Linked DNA regions of Mus musculus: region 1 is linked to region 2. A link is a loop called in an ENCODE intact Hi-C map of the cell type or tissue named here. Cell type or tissue: heart. All regions are shown on one strand. Links, peaks and the distances in the headings refer to the core of each region. The heading gives the core; the rest is flanking DNA.

Region 1 (8,043 bases), core at 1,082-6,081, 90 kb before region 2:
CTGTGTCCCAGATCCAGGTGTGGTGGCACACACCTTTAATCTGAGCCACACCTTCTGCTGGAGACCTACATAAGGACATTGGAAGAAGAAAAATGTTCTCTTCGCCTGCTTGTCTTGCGGGCAGGACTGAGCTAGATCCTTGGACTTCCATTCACGGCTGCTGCTGACCATTGTCGGGGGGAGTTGGACTACAGTCCAACAAATTCCATTACTATATAGAGACTACCATAAGTTCTGTGACTCTAGAGAACCCTGATTCATACAGAAGTTGGTACCAGGAGTGAGGTATTCCTGTGACAACCTAACCATGTTTTGGGGAGGACTGTGGAAGAACTTTGGAACTTTGAGCTAGAAGAGATATTGGGATGTTAAGAGCTCTGTGGGATGTTCTGTGGGAGCTTGGAAGGTAATATTGAGAACAATGCAGAAGATGGAGGTCTGGTTGTAAAAGTTCAGAGGGAAGATTAAATACTCTTATCAGGGCTGTTGCTATTTTGATTGTGAAGACTTTGTGGTTTTGGTTAGCTGGGACTGAAGAATCAGCTGTGATTAACAAGATACCAGAACTACTAAAGGGAAACTTTTGCATTACTGGGACTAGACTGATGCTGGTTAGCTGGAGCTAAGAAATCAGTGGTGATTAAGAAGAGACTAGAATCATTGAGGTCAAATCTTCTGGGAAGTGTTTTCTGAGAACTCAAAGAAGCTGTGTTCTAGAGATATCCAAGGTTGTACCTCGTGCTGCAGTGGGACTTCGTAATATGTAAGAGTCACTCAGGTGGTACTGGTTTTGAAGGCATGAAGGTGTCATGAATATCAGCTGAGGCTTGGCACTGTAAGAGGCCATGAAAAACCATTGGTAAAGGTGCAGCCCCAGCTACAATTGATGGCTCAAGCCTGAAGGGGTCATGCAAAGGAGTTGAGGCTTGGCACCACAAAGAGAGCCTATGAGAGGCTATTGGGGAAGCCTAGTTGCAGTGTTTTGGAAATGCCAGTACCATGAGGTGACCACCAAGAACAGCAGCAGCAGTGGAGTACAGGCAGCTAGAGCCTAGAAGACAAGGTGTGTGCTACAAAGGGCAGAGCTGAAGAAGTGGCCCAAGCCCTTGCAGGAGCCCAGAAGATCGTGAGTGGATCCCAGACATTCGACGGTTAGAGTTTAATTTTGCTTTTGACCGTGCCCTGCTATTTTTCCCTCTTAAAGGAAGAAAGTACTTTAGTAGAGCCCACAGTTAAGAGACTTTGAATTGTAAAAAGACTTTGAGTTTTAAAAGAGATTGCATATTTTAAAGGGATTGAAATATATAATAATTTGTAAAGACTGTGGGACTCTTAAAGTCATTTAGATCTGGGTATGAATAAGAAAGCAAGGGTTGAGGCTTAATAGTGATGTGTTTGTGTGTCAAATTGACAAGGGGTCAATTGTACTAGCTAGTTTTGTGTGTCAACTTAACACAAGCTGGAGTTATCAAGTTATCACAGAGAAAGGAGCCTCCCTTGAGGAAATGCCTCCATGAGATCAAGCTATAAGTCATTTTCTCAATTGGTGATCAATGGGGGAGGGCCCCTTATGGGTGGGACCATCTCTGGGCTGGTAGTCTTGGGTTCTATAAGAAAGCAAGCTGAGCAAGCTAGGAGAAGCAACTCATTAAGTAACATCCCTCCATGGCCTCTGCATCACCCCCTGCTTCCTGATCTGCTTGAGTTTCAGTCCTGACTTCCTTTAGTGATGAACAGCAATGTGGAAATGTAAGCTGAATAAACTCTTTTCTCCCAACTTGCTTCTTGGTCATGATATTTGTGCCCTGACTAAGACAGTCTGTGATTCCCTTTATGTCCTAGATGGGTTCTGAACATATTCTCCTATGATGTCACATGGCATATAGACTCTAAATTTTCATTCTCAACTGAAAGGCATGCCTTCTGATAGATCATACATTATGACCATATATTCTTATCCAAATCACTCAGCTTTTTCTTGCTATAAACTAATGACCTTAAGCTGGATAATGTATAAACGAAAGTGGTGCTTACAGATCTAATCATTGGAAAGTCCCAGATGAAGGGGCATATAGATTCCTCAATGACAACACATTAGTGAAGCAACCCGAATGACAGATGTTGGGGAAACACAACTGTTCACTGGATAACACTGTTTCACCATCCCCGAGACACAAACAAAAGCAGAAACAAGGATGTTTCTTTAATGGCCCATTCCAACAAAGAAATTTGAGCTTCTTTTTCCCACGAATTAAACTAACTAGTCCAGACAAAGCAACTTGCCAGTTTTGGTGTCACATGTTTGCAATTCCAATTTAGGAGAGGTGGAAGAAGCAAGGTGAGTTCAAGGTCACCCTTGACTACCCAGGAAGTTGGAGGCCAGCCTAGACTCTATGGAACCATCTCAAATGACAAAAAGTACCCCAAACTACAAAGAAGGTAACTAGAGAGATGAGTAACCTGTACAGTATTAATTGCAGAAACCCACACACAGAATCTAGAATTATGTACTCTGCCCATATCAGTTTGCTGAGGAGAAAGAAAATGGCTCCTAAACAGTTTAAGAAAGCACACACCCTGGCTTGGGATCACTGAAGCACTTCCTCTAACTTGCAGTTAACCCTCAGGCAAGTCTCCACACCACAAACTTGCTGAGCCCTGCTCCTCCCACACATCACCCCAGCATGATAAGCAGCCTTTATTTTCCTGGACAACTCTGAGTTTATCCCCTATGGAATTTCTTCAGTTTCATCCCAGCTGGGGACTCTCCTTGAGTTTTCAAAGCTTACTTTCCAAACTTGTTCCATCCCCTGGCCAGAAAGACTAGCAGTGAGAGTCCTAATAAATAAACTATCACACCAAGGGTCGCCTTGCCCTCCCCAGTCTGTAGCAGTGTGAACTGCTAAGCATATCTGGCTTCAGATCCCTACAGAGCAGGCTCTGAAGAGCAGAGACAGGAAAGGAGCAAAGAGATGATCTAACACCAGGGCATGACCCTCACTGTCTGCAGACTAATTCTATGCCTGCGTTTCCTCTCAGTTACAGAACACTCAATAGACCAGTCCCTCTTCCAATAATAGGTTCCTAGTATATTCACTAAGCAGTCTTTTAAGTACTTCCTGTAGTACTGGACACTGAGGATATCAAATCAGAGAAGCCATCAAGAACGGTCACTGCCCACCGTCGCTAAGAATGATTCCAAAACAGAGCCCCCCTCTCCCCCCCCCCCAGATGTATCCAAACACTTCCAAGTATTATGACAGTTGAGTTCCTTCTTGGGATCCAAGCAGATAAGGAGAAACGTGATCTTTCTAACTTAAGTTAAAACACAGAACACCTGCTTCTGATTTCTTGACATCTTTTTCCAAAAGGACACACAAAGATGAAACACATGTGCAGGAGTTTCTGGTCTGTAACAATTAAGGTTCTCAACTTTGAACCTTTGCTAACATCAAGGCTTCCAGGAACACCAAGATCCTGCTGGAGTGACATCTGGCTGACATTTAAGTAGCACTGTGCTTCATCAGGACCCACATCCAAGTGAGGCTCTGTGTGCTGTGCATTACCACACAAATGCCCCACACAGGAACCATGTTATAAACTGATCTCTTTCAGCCTGCCAGAAGGTGGTAGCACTACATTAGACAATTGCTCCTCCATCATGCTCAGATGAAGAGACAAAACGACAGTGAATCCCTAAGGCTATCCGTCTTTAGCAGAAGGTATAGTTTGGCAACATGAGACTTCTATCGTGTGGCAGAGATTGAATAATGCCCTCATTCTTCATTACTCCAAGCCAACAGGTTCCAGCAGGATTTTGTGTGTCATACCGGGAAGCACAGCCATGCTCTGCATGCAATGTGTCACAGCAAGGTTAGACTTTTTAGAAGCTCCTTTCAAATTACTTTGGCAGACATCCTTAAAATACCTCAGCATACGGAATCACAAAGACCACACACAGCATGACATTTAGGACCCTATGTCTATACCACAGAGTAGTCATCGTTCTTTCAATTCCATGCCTCCACAAACAACAACTACCTTTCCACAAGCACTGCACACACTAGGGTCAATGTCCAAACCCTCTTCCTGCGACTACCAGAGTTTATACTGGGCCTTGTCCCTAAGCTTCTGTATCCTTAACCCCGTGTGTTTCTCAATGCCTGGTGGACCCACCCCTATCTATACAAAACCAAGTAGCTACACGCATGCACTACCATAAGCCACACGCCAACAAAGTCTTTCTTAAAAGAACTTTTAGAAAATGTACATAATTTGGGCCAGTAAGATGGCTCAGAGAGTAAGGGTGTGTATGTAATGTTCAGTCTCGCCCACCTAAACACAATCCCCCAATCCCACAAGGTGGCAGAAGAGAACCAACTCGTTAAAGTTGCCTGACCTCCAGACACATGTGGTGATGTGGTTATGCCTACACACATATACATACACAGACACACACACACGAACACTTTATAAAACATTACATGATTCAATAAATGGATACTATGTGGTTAAAATTACGTCACTGGAACATGCATACTTATATAAATGTTCACTGGCAGAGACAATGAAACATATTATGAAATACCAAAAAGCTAAGAGAAAGACTAAGATCCAGAACACTCATAAAAACCAGTGTACAAAACAGTACATGCAGCAGCAACAGGACAGTAACATCGAAACTGTTTCCATACTTGAAAAAAGGGTTTATAAGTTATATAGCATTAGGAATGATACTTAAGAGGCTAGGGATGTGGCTCAATTGGTAACGTGCTTGCTCTGCAAGTGGGAGCAGCTCAGTTCAGATCCCAGCCCACATATAAAATGGCAGGCCCAACAGTGCACGCTGGTGACCCACCTCAGGGGAAGCAGTGCCAAGAGCATCCCTGGGCCTCCCTGGGCAGCTAGTCTAGCCAATCAGTGATTCCTACACTTACTGGGAGATTCTGTCTGAAAAATTAAATTGAAGGCTGAATGAAGAAGATACTGAACACTGAGCTCACACTTGGATACAATGAGCCAAATGTCCAGCCACGTGAACACACACACACACACACACACACACACACACACACACACACATAAAAAACAAACAGGGATGGTGATAAATCTTATTAATGAACCAAAGCTTAGCTTTTCAGGAGGGCTTGGGCTTGGTCACAAGCACTGCTGAGCCCTGCTTTCACACACATACACACACACATCCCAAATAGTCACAAATAATTGGACTTTTGAGTAAGGAACAAGATGGAACATTTATAGAATCAGAATGTAAAAAGGAAAGTTGTTATGAGCAGTTGATGACAGGCCAGATAAGAACTGACTGGAAACAATAATAGACATATTTTGAGATTCCATGTGTTAGAAGCCCTCTGTTTGTAGTATAAATACACAAGGGATATTTATATATAACCAGTCTTATTACTAACAAGGCAGATCCGCTGCCTGGAAACAGTACAACTATGAGCATGTACTGTTGGGTGAGTCATTAACAGGGTGGGCTGTGGGGCTGGAAGCTTTGAGAAAAAAATAAACAGGAGTGAACTTGAATGTCACAATTCCACAAAAGGAAATGGGAAGATGCTCAGGGAACTAAAACTGTTTAGCATAAATCAAGATATTATAAACAAACAAAAAATACTCTTTATTTTAACTTTTTTTTTCCTTTTTGATAATGGGTTTCTCAAGGAAAGGGGCCATGCCCTATATTGTTTTATAGTTTATATACTATTTATTTGATATGTGTTAATTAAAATAGAATTATATCATGTTCCCTCCTCCCCGTCCTACCTCTAGCCCTTCCCAACAGCCCCCTCTCAAACCCTTCCTCAAGTCAATAACCGAAATGGGTCTAAACACTGAATTCTCAATAGAAGAAAACTGAAAATGGAAAAGAAACATCTCCAAAAAAAGCCTATTATCCTTAGCAACTAGAGAAATGCAAATTTAAAAACTTCAAGATTTCATCTCCCTCCAGCCAGATGGATAAAACCAACTAAACACTTAACAATAAAGGCTGATACAGTTGTGGGGAAAGAAGAACTCTCATCTACTGCTGAGGGAATGCCAACTGGTGCAGCCACTTGGGATCAGTGTGGAGAATCTTAAAACAAAACAAAACCAACAACCAACCAACCAACAACAACAACAAAACCTAAAACCTCTTTGGCCTGTGTCCAAGACTCTGGTTTCCTACTCCACAGATAAGCGCAGCCATGTTTGCTGCTGCTCTATTCATGACTAGGAATATGAAACAATCTAAATATCATTCAATAGAAGAATGGATAATGAAAATGAGTTATATACACAATGAAATATTACTCAGCTATAAGGAAAAATAAAATTGTCAGATAAATTGATAGACCTAGAGCAGATTATATCAAGTATTTGAAAATCAAATGTAGCAAAGATACATTTTGAAGAGAACTAAAGATGAAATTGAAAACTCAAAAAACAAATTAGAAATTTATGGGAAAGCCATACAAATAAAATGGATCAATAAAAGAAAGGATACCATAAACTGAAGATAATATACAGTTAAACCACACAAACAAAAATATGAAAAAAATTAAAATACATAATAGGAATGTGCATAAATTGGGAGATACCATGAAAAAACCCAATATCAGATTATAGGTATCAGTGAAGAACCCCGAGTCAATGGGATAGACTAGATATTCAACAAGGTCATAGATGAGTGCTTTCTAAAATCCAGTAAAGACAAACCCACAGAGATGTAAGCAGTATACAGAACACCAATTAGAACTAGCAAAGGAGATCCTTACAGACTGTTATAGTTTAAAAACAATATATCCTGAACAAAGAAAGAGTTTGGGAAGCTGTAAGAGAAAAAACACAAGTCACATATAAAGAAAAACCCATCAAAATAATAACCAATTTCTCAAAGGAAACTTTGAAACCTAGAATAGCATGGAGCAATGTACTACAAGTTCTAAAAGCCATGGATGCCAGTAAAACCATCTGCCATAATGGAAGGTAAAGAAAGCTTTCTATGAAACACACACACACACAAGAATCCATGCCCACCAAATGAACCCTACAAAGAATACTGGAAAGAATTTTTCTGACTGAAAAGAAGGATAAGTGCTGAGAAAAGACTATAGAAAGAAAGCGAATGATGATATAATTACTGAAATATAAACGATAACCATGAACACAAACAGCAAAATAACAAGAAAAGGACAGCAACCAATACACACCTTTAAAAATAAACATTACTGGCCTCAATTCTAAATAAATTAAGAAACAAAACTATCTGTCAGTTGTACACAAGAAACTCATCTCAACTTTAAATATAGGCACCACCTTAAAGCAAAAGGATGGAAAAAGTATTCCAAGCAAAAGAAATCAGAAAGTTAGGAGATATAACTCTTCTGCTATCTGATAAAAGAGAATTTAAAACTAATAGAAAGAAGTGAAGAAAGAAACTTTATTTCTATCAAGGGAATAATTAATCAAGGAGACATTCTAACCCTAAACATAAATGCAGCAAACGCTGGCGTACTCGATTTAATAAAAAAGTGTTTTACTAGAATTAAAAGGCATAGATTAACTCCAATTTAGTAATAGTAGTTTATTTCAATACCCCACTTTCCCCAATATACAAGTATTCTAGAAAAAAAAATCAGAGAAATGATAGAATTAAACCATGTTATACATTAAATAGAACTTACAGAATTATCCACCCAAATACAAAGAACTACATATGTTCGTACTTATGTACTTACATACATGCATATATACATCTCAGGTGCACATGGATGTATTTACAATAAACTACATACTGGGTACAAGGCAAATATAGAGAAATTCAAGAACACTAAATAACTCCATGTATTCTATCAGAACACAATAAAACTTATAGTCAATAGTAAACAAAGTTACTCTAACACTAAATCCAGGGAAAGATATAGGAACAAAATCCCCAAACTATAAGCAAGCATCCACAACAAGCATCAGTACAGTAATCCTCAAAAACATTCTTAAAAATTACAGGCACATAGCAAAAAGATAATTGACCAC
Region 2 (8,043 bases), core at 1,117-6,116:
ACAGCAAAGAAAGAAGGTTCACTTAGAAAATTCCCCTTCAACAGTAGCTAACATTGACAAATATTGGCTATGGGTTTTTGGGGCTTTAATGATTCTATCTAGAACTAAATCATAATCCCAAAATGATAATTCAAATTGATATCTACAATCTCATAATCCTGTCTCTAGAAAATAGAGTCTACTAATTCATGAGGTGGCTTCAAAATGTCAGAAAATTGGTTTACACTATATACAAGTTTACATACATTTATTGCTGTTTTATGAATCTCTGTCTCACAAAGTTGGGTTTCTTTTTTCTTATCTAAATGTTAAATCCATGTCTACTTAGATCCTACTATGAGTCTTAAGAAGACTATATGTCCTTTGCACACCTTTCTCAAGACAAAGAAAGCTAATGGAATAAAGGTAAAGAGGAAGATATCTCTTCTCACCACAGCATATTTAACTATGTCATGCATAAAAGAAGAAAAACAGACCCACCTCTGCCTCAATCTCCGCTTGCCTTTTCTCCAAGAGTTTCGCCACAGCCATGGCCCTGTGCTTACCAGACCTTTTGCAGCTTACAGCCCATTCACATAACAATGTCACCACAGCTTCATCATTGGGGGCAACCTAATGACCAAGAGAAATGTACCAACAATATCACGTTAATGCAAGCAAAGGACTGCCTAATCCTTAAAGCTTTGTTCCCAAGTTTTACTAGCAGAGTGCTTTCAAATCACTTTAACTCAAGCAGGGGAGGAAAACACTCAAAATACAGCTGAATGTGAAACAATTCCAAGAGAACTAGAGTTTCCTTAAAGATAATGACCACTGGGGGCTAGAGAGATGGCTCAGCGGTTAAGAGCACTGACTGCTCTTCCAGAGGTCCTGAGTTCAATTCCTAGCAACCACATGGTGGCACACAACCATCTGGTAATGGGATCTGATGCCCTCTTCTGGTGTGTCTGAAGACAGCGACAGTGTACTCACATACATTAAAGAAAGAAAGGAAGAAAGAAAGAAAGAAAGAAAGAAAGAAAGAAAGAAAGAAAGAAAGAGGGAGAAGGAAGGAAGGAAGGAGGGAGAGAGAGAGAGAAAGAGAGAGAGAGAGAGACCACTGAACTCCAATGACACTGAAATACTATTACAAAGGGCGCATACTCAACCCCACTGTTAGGTGGTTAGAATGTGGACTTCCCCCTCTTTCTCCCTTCTTCCCCCCTCTCTCTACCTTCCCCCTCCCCTCTTCTCCTTCTGCTCTCCATCAGCATACCACATACTCCCCTCCATGATTATTCATATCCACTATAGACCCAGAGACATCAGGCCCAGTAACCATGGGGTAAAACCTCTACAATATAATGATCCAAAATAAATCTTCCCTCAGTTAAGTATTCTGTCCCAGCAATGGAAAACTGACTGACATACTTGATGGTACCTCCTTGGCTTATACTTATATGGACTTGTTTTCCTTACATTAAGTAGCTATTGCTATTAAGTGCCTAGTTACATGAGAGGCACTATGAATACTTAATGCTGCACTAATAATGGGTTCACAACATCTTATGTCATCTAGCAATGACATGCCCTTTTATAAATGTAAGCAAATTATCCACAGGTACCTCAAAGCCTGCTGATTTCACAGCTGAGGGGCTTCCTGTCAGCCATGCCCCTGCCTCCACTTGCAAATACCTTCCTCTCTTGTCTGACTGTACACCAACTGTAATACACCTTTCATGAATCCGTGAACCCCTCTCCTTCAAGACAAATCCTAGTGGTATATCCTCCTCCCTGTCACCATACCAGCAGCCTTTCAGTGAGCTCAGAAGCCCAAAGTAAGAAAACACACCCACATCCTTGGAATGATGTGGCAGGCATGAGGCCAGGGACTAAGGATGTGATGGAAGGCATAAGGCACAGCCCCTGACATCACAGAGCAGGCGTCTGAGAAAGGTAACTGTGCCCAAGCACAGCCAAGAAAGAAACAAAGCCCTCCTATTTCTGGTGACAGTAATCAAGCACAATGCCTAAACCGGGTGGACTCAGGTAAGTACAGGACATGCTGAACTTGAGACTTCTGTTACCTAAGAACTCTAAACTTTGAGCACAAACTGGTATGAAACCATCATAAACAAGCACTATGTAGGTTTTGCGGTTGGAGTTTCATGGTGATACTAGGAGCAGAGACTGAGAAAACGACCCATGCTGTGCTGTCCTGAAGCACTCTGCTCTGGCTGGGGCATCTGGCCTGGCTGTTTCATTACTTGGAAAGAAGTCTGTTCACAGGGGCCCCAGAAAGAGAATTGAAAAGCAGCTTTTCCTGCCTGCCACCCTTGGGTCTTCCCTCTTCTCCACGTTCCTGAAGCGCCCAAACGTGCAGTGCAGCCTCTGCTCTCACACCAGGCAGGATCAAAAGCAGAGAGGCCAAGAGGAAGGAAGTGGTCCAAGAGCTCTGCAAAGCTGTGGGGCCCTCCCCACCTGGCGGCCTGGAGATGAGGTCACCAGTAACTGCCTAGTCAGTACCGGGAAGCTGAGGGCTCCGTGGTTCACTCCCCTCAGGTGACTGCTGGGCCCAGAGGCCACTGTCAGACAGCCTCTGAGCTCTGAATTGAATGCGAGAATTTCTTCCTTTTATAAGACACAGAGTGGAAAAAATACTAAAACACAAGGTGCATTCCCTACCTTCTTTACAGCAGCACTCAAGTTGACACCGCCCCAGCAGGGAAAGAGTAAAAGCAGCTCACATTCCATGAGCTATTAGTGAAAGCGTGCCCCCAGCACGGGCAGGGTCAGCTCCTCTCACCACAGGCAGAGCCTGGTGTCAAATGTTCTCACCTGTACTCTACAATTTCTAACGGACTTTAGCTGACTATTGAAGCTGAGGCTGTACGCAAATCAGGACTCTCCACCTCCTACAAGGATGTGAAGGATCAGATTTCCCTCTTAGCCATTACAAAGCAGTCTGCAAGGACTACAGAGACAGGAGGGGCTGAGGTCCCCCCAGCTGGTATGAGAAAGAACACCCCTTGTAAAAGCAAACATCAAACCACCATGACTAGAGAGAGGTTGCTAACTTTATCTCCCACCACGCATGCAACATCAATCCTGGACAAATTATAGGACCCAAGAAAAAAAGGAGGTACATTTTAAAGATGGGAGATACATATCTGAGTCTTAACCAACCACTCAATATATCTCCATCTTACTAGAGAACAGGTACATAATGTTGGTTCTTCCAATAAAATATAAGCTATTTTATTACTGGCCACAGTAGCAATTTTTGGAACATACTTATTATGTTTTATAATCTCAATGGATATTCATGCTCAAGTGTTGTATAACTATGCGAAAACTCTGAGCACACAACTGTGAGTAACTTGCTCTAAGCCACACAGCTACCATCCAATATTTACATGTGAATTCCAGGAATAACAAGTAACTCAGTGCTCAGGAAAACAGTGGCTCCTGAGCCAGGCACGGTGGCACACGCCAGCAATCTCAGCACTAAGCAGGCAAGGCAGGAAGATTTGGAGTTCAGAAGTCTCCCTGAGCCACAGAGGACCTTATCTCCAAATAAGAAGGGAAAAAGAAAGGGAACAGAAAAAGAGGGGAGGAGAGGGGAAGGGGAGGGGAGGAGAGGGGAGGGGAGGGAAGGGGAGGGGAGGGGAGGTTGATTCTTTGGTTCAGTGGACAAGTAAAACCGTCTGTTATCATTATTTAAAATTGTAAATGGACAAGTAAAACTGTCACTTGCAAACTTATACATAAATACATGCCTTAATATAAATGCATATTAAAAACTAAAGCCACGTTTTAAAGATGTTAATGCTATAAACTTAACATTTTAAGTATTTAAACATTAATGTTTAAATATTTAATGTTACAGAAGGGGCCGTCCATACAGATATCCTCCCAGATTAAAAGTTAGGAAGCGTGAACTAAAAGTTAACAATACTGTCTTTGTTTTACTCAAAGGCACCACATTAACCACAAAGCCACTCACATCTCTTCCCAGAATGCAATCAATATTCAAATCACCATTAAACCTCTCTTGCATCCCCATCCAAACTGCTACATCATCCAGGACTTGGTCTAAAGCCCATACTGCCCTCTAGTGGCGAATACCATGACACATGCATAGCAGAGAATGCCTTCCTTAAGATGTGGCTCAAATTCTACCCTGCTTTCTCAGATCAAATACAGTCAGACAGGTAGCATTGGGGTCTGAGTACGAATATCCCCTACACCCTCACATTTTCCAATACCTGGTCTCCAACCAGTGGTAGTTGGGAAGGTTATGGGCCCTTTAAGATGTGGAACCTTGCTGGGGAAGTGTCACTGAAGGCAGACTGGGGTCTTATTACCTGGGCCCATTTCCTAGTCTCTCTACTTTCTGTGTGGGGATGAAACACCAAGACACTGCTTCCGAACTGACAGGCCAGCTTCACCCTCCTGCTGTCACATCCCCTGCCTATTATGAAAGGCAGTAGCCCGCCCCTCTGGCATGTAAGCCAAAATAATTTCTTCCCTAACTTCTTTTGATCAAGGTATTTTATTACAACAACGCAAAACTAATTCATATAGATAAACAGACAATATCATTTTAAGAGAAATTCTCAGTAAAACTAACTATACGACCACAATAATCATTTTTGTTCATTTTACAACAGAATAAGCTCGTTGGAATTTAACCTTGCAGAAGCTCATACGCCCAGTGGCTTGTTTCACGTGGCTGCTGCAAAGTCACTGGGCTTCTGAGAGCACAGGGAGATTTATTCTGAAGCACGGCAACGTCATCTCTATCCTTGACAAGGCAGCCTCCCTAACACTTACTTTTGAAATTGCCTGTGTGTAACTTGAGTTTCCCTTCACAGGGGTCGCATGCCAGATATCCTGCCTATCAGATATTTACGTTATGATTCGTAACAGCAGCAAAACTGCCGTCATGAGGTAGTAATGAGATAATTTTAGAGCTGGGGAATCGTCACAACATGAGGAACTGTCTTAAAGGGTCACAGCATTCGGAAGGTTGAGAACCACTGGAATAAGGCTTTAATTTTTTTTTTTCTGAGGATGTATTTATTTATAATTCACAGGCATGAGTAAGATTTGTCTGCATGTTTGTGCAGCGCATGCATTCCTGGTACCTGTGGAGATCACATGAGGTTGAAAGATCTCTTAGACTGGAGTTACAGGTGGCTCTGTGCAGCCATGTGTGTGCTGGGAAACCAGGCTCTCTAAAAGAGCAGCAAACCTGCAAAACCATCTCGCCACCCTGCAGCAGGAACTCTTGACTTAGTTGGCACAGCAGGGCTGAAGGGTTCTTAATCTGCTTGGGCAAAACCCAAACCAAAGAGCACTGTCACTTGACACACACACGCACACACACACACACACACACACACACACACAACACCTTAGCCCTGCAACCCGCATCCAACGAGAAAATCTCAGGATTTCCTGAAGCATTTTATCCACACTGGCCCTGATTACAGGGATGGAAAGTTTCTTGTCTTTGGCGACAAAAGAATACCATGTGAGCTGAGAATCATACAGACGCAATCTGCTCTACCAAGTACAGGAACCCACTTCTGCAGAGACTCCCAAGAGACAGACAGAGACTCCACTCAACATAAAGCTTGCTTCTAACACACTGAACCCTTGTGGCTCCTACAGCCCTGAACCTGTTTTTTAGAAGACAATAACAGCTCACAAATTATTCCCAAAGAGGAATGTTGTGCCGGGCCCCTGCTTGGGAGATGGAGCGTTTTGGTTACCTTAATTGTTTCATCTCTCCTTTCCACAAACCCAGGACCAATGGCAAGCTCAAAACCCAACGAGACCTAACAAGTTAGCTAAAGTGTTTCCTTTGAAAATGAGCTAAAACTTACCTCAGTATTCCTTCGAATCTAACACAAGCTGTATATATGAGGGGCTTTTTTTTCATTACCAAAATAATACTTTTATTTCTCTGTAGACTGAATAAGAAAACCTTCATTGAAATCTTTATATTTACAATCTTTTAAGAGGGGGAAAATAATTGTAATTAAGGCTTTTCAAAGACCATGCCCATTTATAGCCATGTGCTGCCCTCTGCTGTGCTAGAGACTAAATTACACTCCAAATTAGCCAAATATTCTATATACAGTCGTCAATCATTAAACAAACAGCGAGCTAAAACTGAAATGTAGAGACGATGATTAGAGGTTAAAAAGTATCCCACATCAACACATCCAGGCAGATCCCACCCAATACACAATTCACTACCATGATGGTGAGTCACCGTGGTTCCAAAAAAGAAAGATCATTAAAGCACCTGCTTGCGTAAGAAACACATCAGACTAAAGACTTTGCCACAACTGAGTGAACAAGAAGAAAATAAGACAAAAAAAAAGAAAAGGAATATTAAATACCTCTTGGTTATCTTTGTTTTGGTTTGCCCAGAAAATTTTATGATAAAGAGTCTCCATTGAATTGCTGGAATCAGTTCGGTCGAAACAATGACGATCTAAGACTTCCAGTGTATGCAAGACCCGACTAATAGTCACCCCTGGATTCAGAAATTAAGGAAACAGATATCATAGTTTAAAAAAAGGACCATACAAGGGAAACTGATCTATATTCTCAGCAAACACTACCAAAGAATGGCAAGAACTAAACCAGACACTCTGGGCTGCTGGTAGCTAAAGGCTTAATGCTCCTTCACTCATGCGCAGTGCTTCACTGGAACGAGAGAAAGCATAAAGCCCACTACTCCGACGCACTCCCTCTCCCATGATGCACTGTACCTGCCGTCGACTCCTGACACTTATCAAAAGACCACCGAACTTCCACTGCACGGCCTCGCTGCTTTATCTGCTGTTCTACCTCATAAATCCTTGCCCGAACCTGAAACATAAACACTTCAAATTAACTTGTACTCGGACACTCCATGGCTGCCCAAATCGTGTCAAGTCTTCTGTGAGCACCGTACCCTCTGGTGAATCACGATCTTAACTGTGTCGTGGGAGACATAATTCCTGCATGAGCTGAGCCCTTTGAGATTTACACGTGATGATTTGGTTCAGTAATAAATACTTGCAAAAATAAACACCTGAGGAAAACGTAACAAGTGCAGTTGGTTTCACATGTAAGACAAGGCAGCCGTTTGAATATCTTTGAGCTGCTGGGCAAAGCAAGAAAGGAACAAGCAACCCCTCAGTAGCTTACAGAAAACAACTTAGTGAAAGCCAAGTATCTTGTGGTAAGTGTTAGGCATCTTCCCAAAGCTGAGGCTGCATAAATCTTGAAGCAAACAATGTAGCACAAATAAAAACACGTAATTACTGAACGTCACAAACTATTATTCCAGGGCTCACAATGAAGATCAGAAGAATCACCAAAACTGCCTGGGTGACAGCTGCCTGGGTGCCTGATCTATGAACATCTGTATTTTGAAAGAAAAAAGTGGGGGAAACAGCCCCAAAGTCCCCTAGAGTCACGGCAGAGCTGGGACAGGCACTAAGATAGCTCAGATGCCATGGCAAGGCACGGGCCACCATACCCAGGTGCCTCTGGGCAATGAAAACACTTGTAAAAGCGGTGATGCAAATGTCTACCTGCTGATTGAAAGCCGTGTTCCCACCCGGCATGGGGAGGCTGGACGGGGCGACCTGCAGCAGATCCAGGGGAGAGCCTGGATTCGAGATCTTATTTTCATTGGTGGAATAATTCCACACCAAGGCACTTGGGCAACACAGAGTGACAGTCTAGAAATAAAGCAGAGATATTCCAGACACTTAGAGGAAGAAGAAAAGTACTAACAACAACTTCAATACAAACGACCCTTTCCCATATATAATGAGGTTACCATTTCCTACAGATGATTTTAATATGCAAATGTCTTTCCCATTCTCAGCTACCCAGCTGGTAAGACAAAACTCAGGGTCACCACCACAACTACTAAGACATAAAGTATAACTTATTAGCTAATATTCCAACACAGGAACTATAGGGAGATGAGTAATTTATTTGTCACTTCAAGTGATTCTTTATTGTTAAACAAGAAGGAATACAATTAGG

The links. Hi-C counts contacts between places; a loop is a spot of excess contacts. Peaks named below come from ENCODE experiments on the same cell type or tissue, not always from the same donor. Only the 100,000 strongest peaks of a DNase experiment are listed, where the experiment ranks them.
Region 1: it touches region 2 in a loop (2.6-fold over the local background); 10 of 42 quality-filtered maps call a loop at or near these places.

Annotation. Positions count from the first base shown.
Region 1 is chr3:59,165,015-59,173,057 of GRCm38, reverse strand. The region is part of intron 15 of Med12l (mediator complex subunit 12-like); the gene reads right to left. Among named protein-coding and RNA genes, the nearest start is that of F630111L10Rik, 15 kb to the right of the region's middle. In heart, for the core only: a CTCF peak has its summit at 3,622 (motif pointing right); a DNase peak (open chromatin) is centred at 2,647; H3K27ac peaks cover 446 bases.
Region 2 is chr3:59,075,522-59,083,564 of GRCm38, reverse strand. Med12l (mediator complex subunit 12-like) reads right to left here. Exons shown (of 44, transcript NM_177855.3): 8 at 7,581-7,730; 9 at 6,771-6,870; 10 at 6,396-6,532; 11 at 481-612. Among named protein-coding and RNA genes, the nearest start is that of Gpr171, 22 kb to the left of the region's middle. In heart, for the core only: CTCF peaks have their summits at 4,098 (motif pointing left) and 6,077 (motif pointing left); no DNase peak of the experiment used is centred there; H3K27ac peaks cover 860 bases.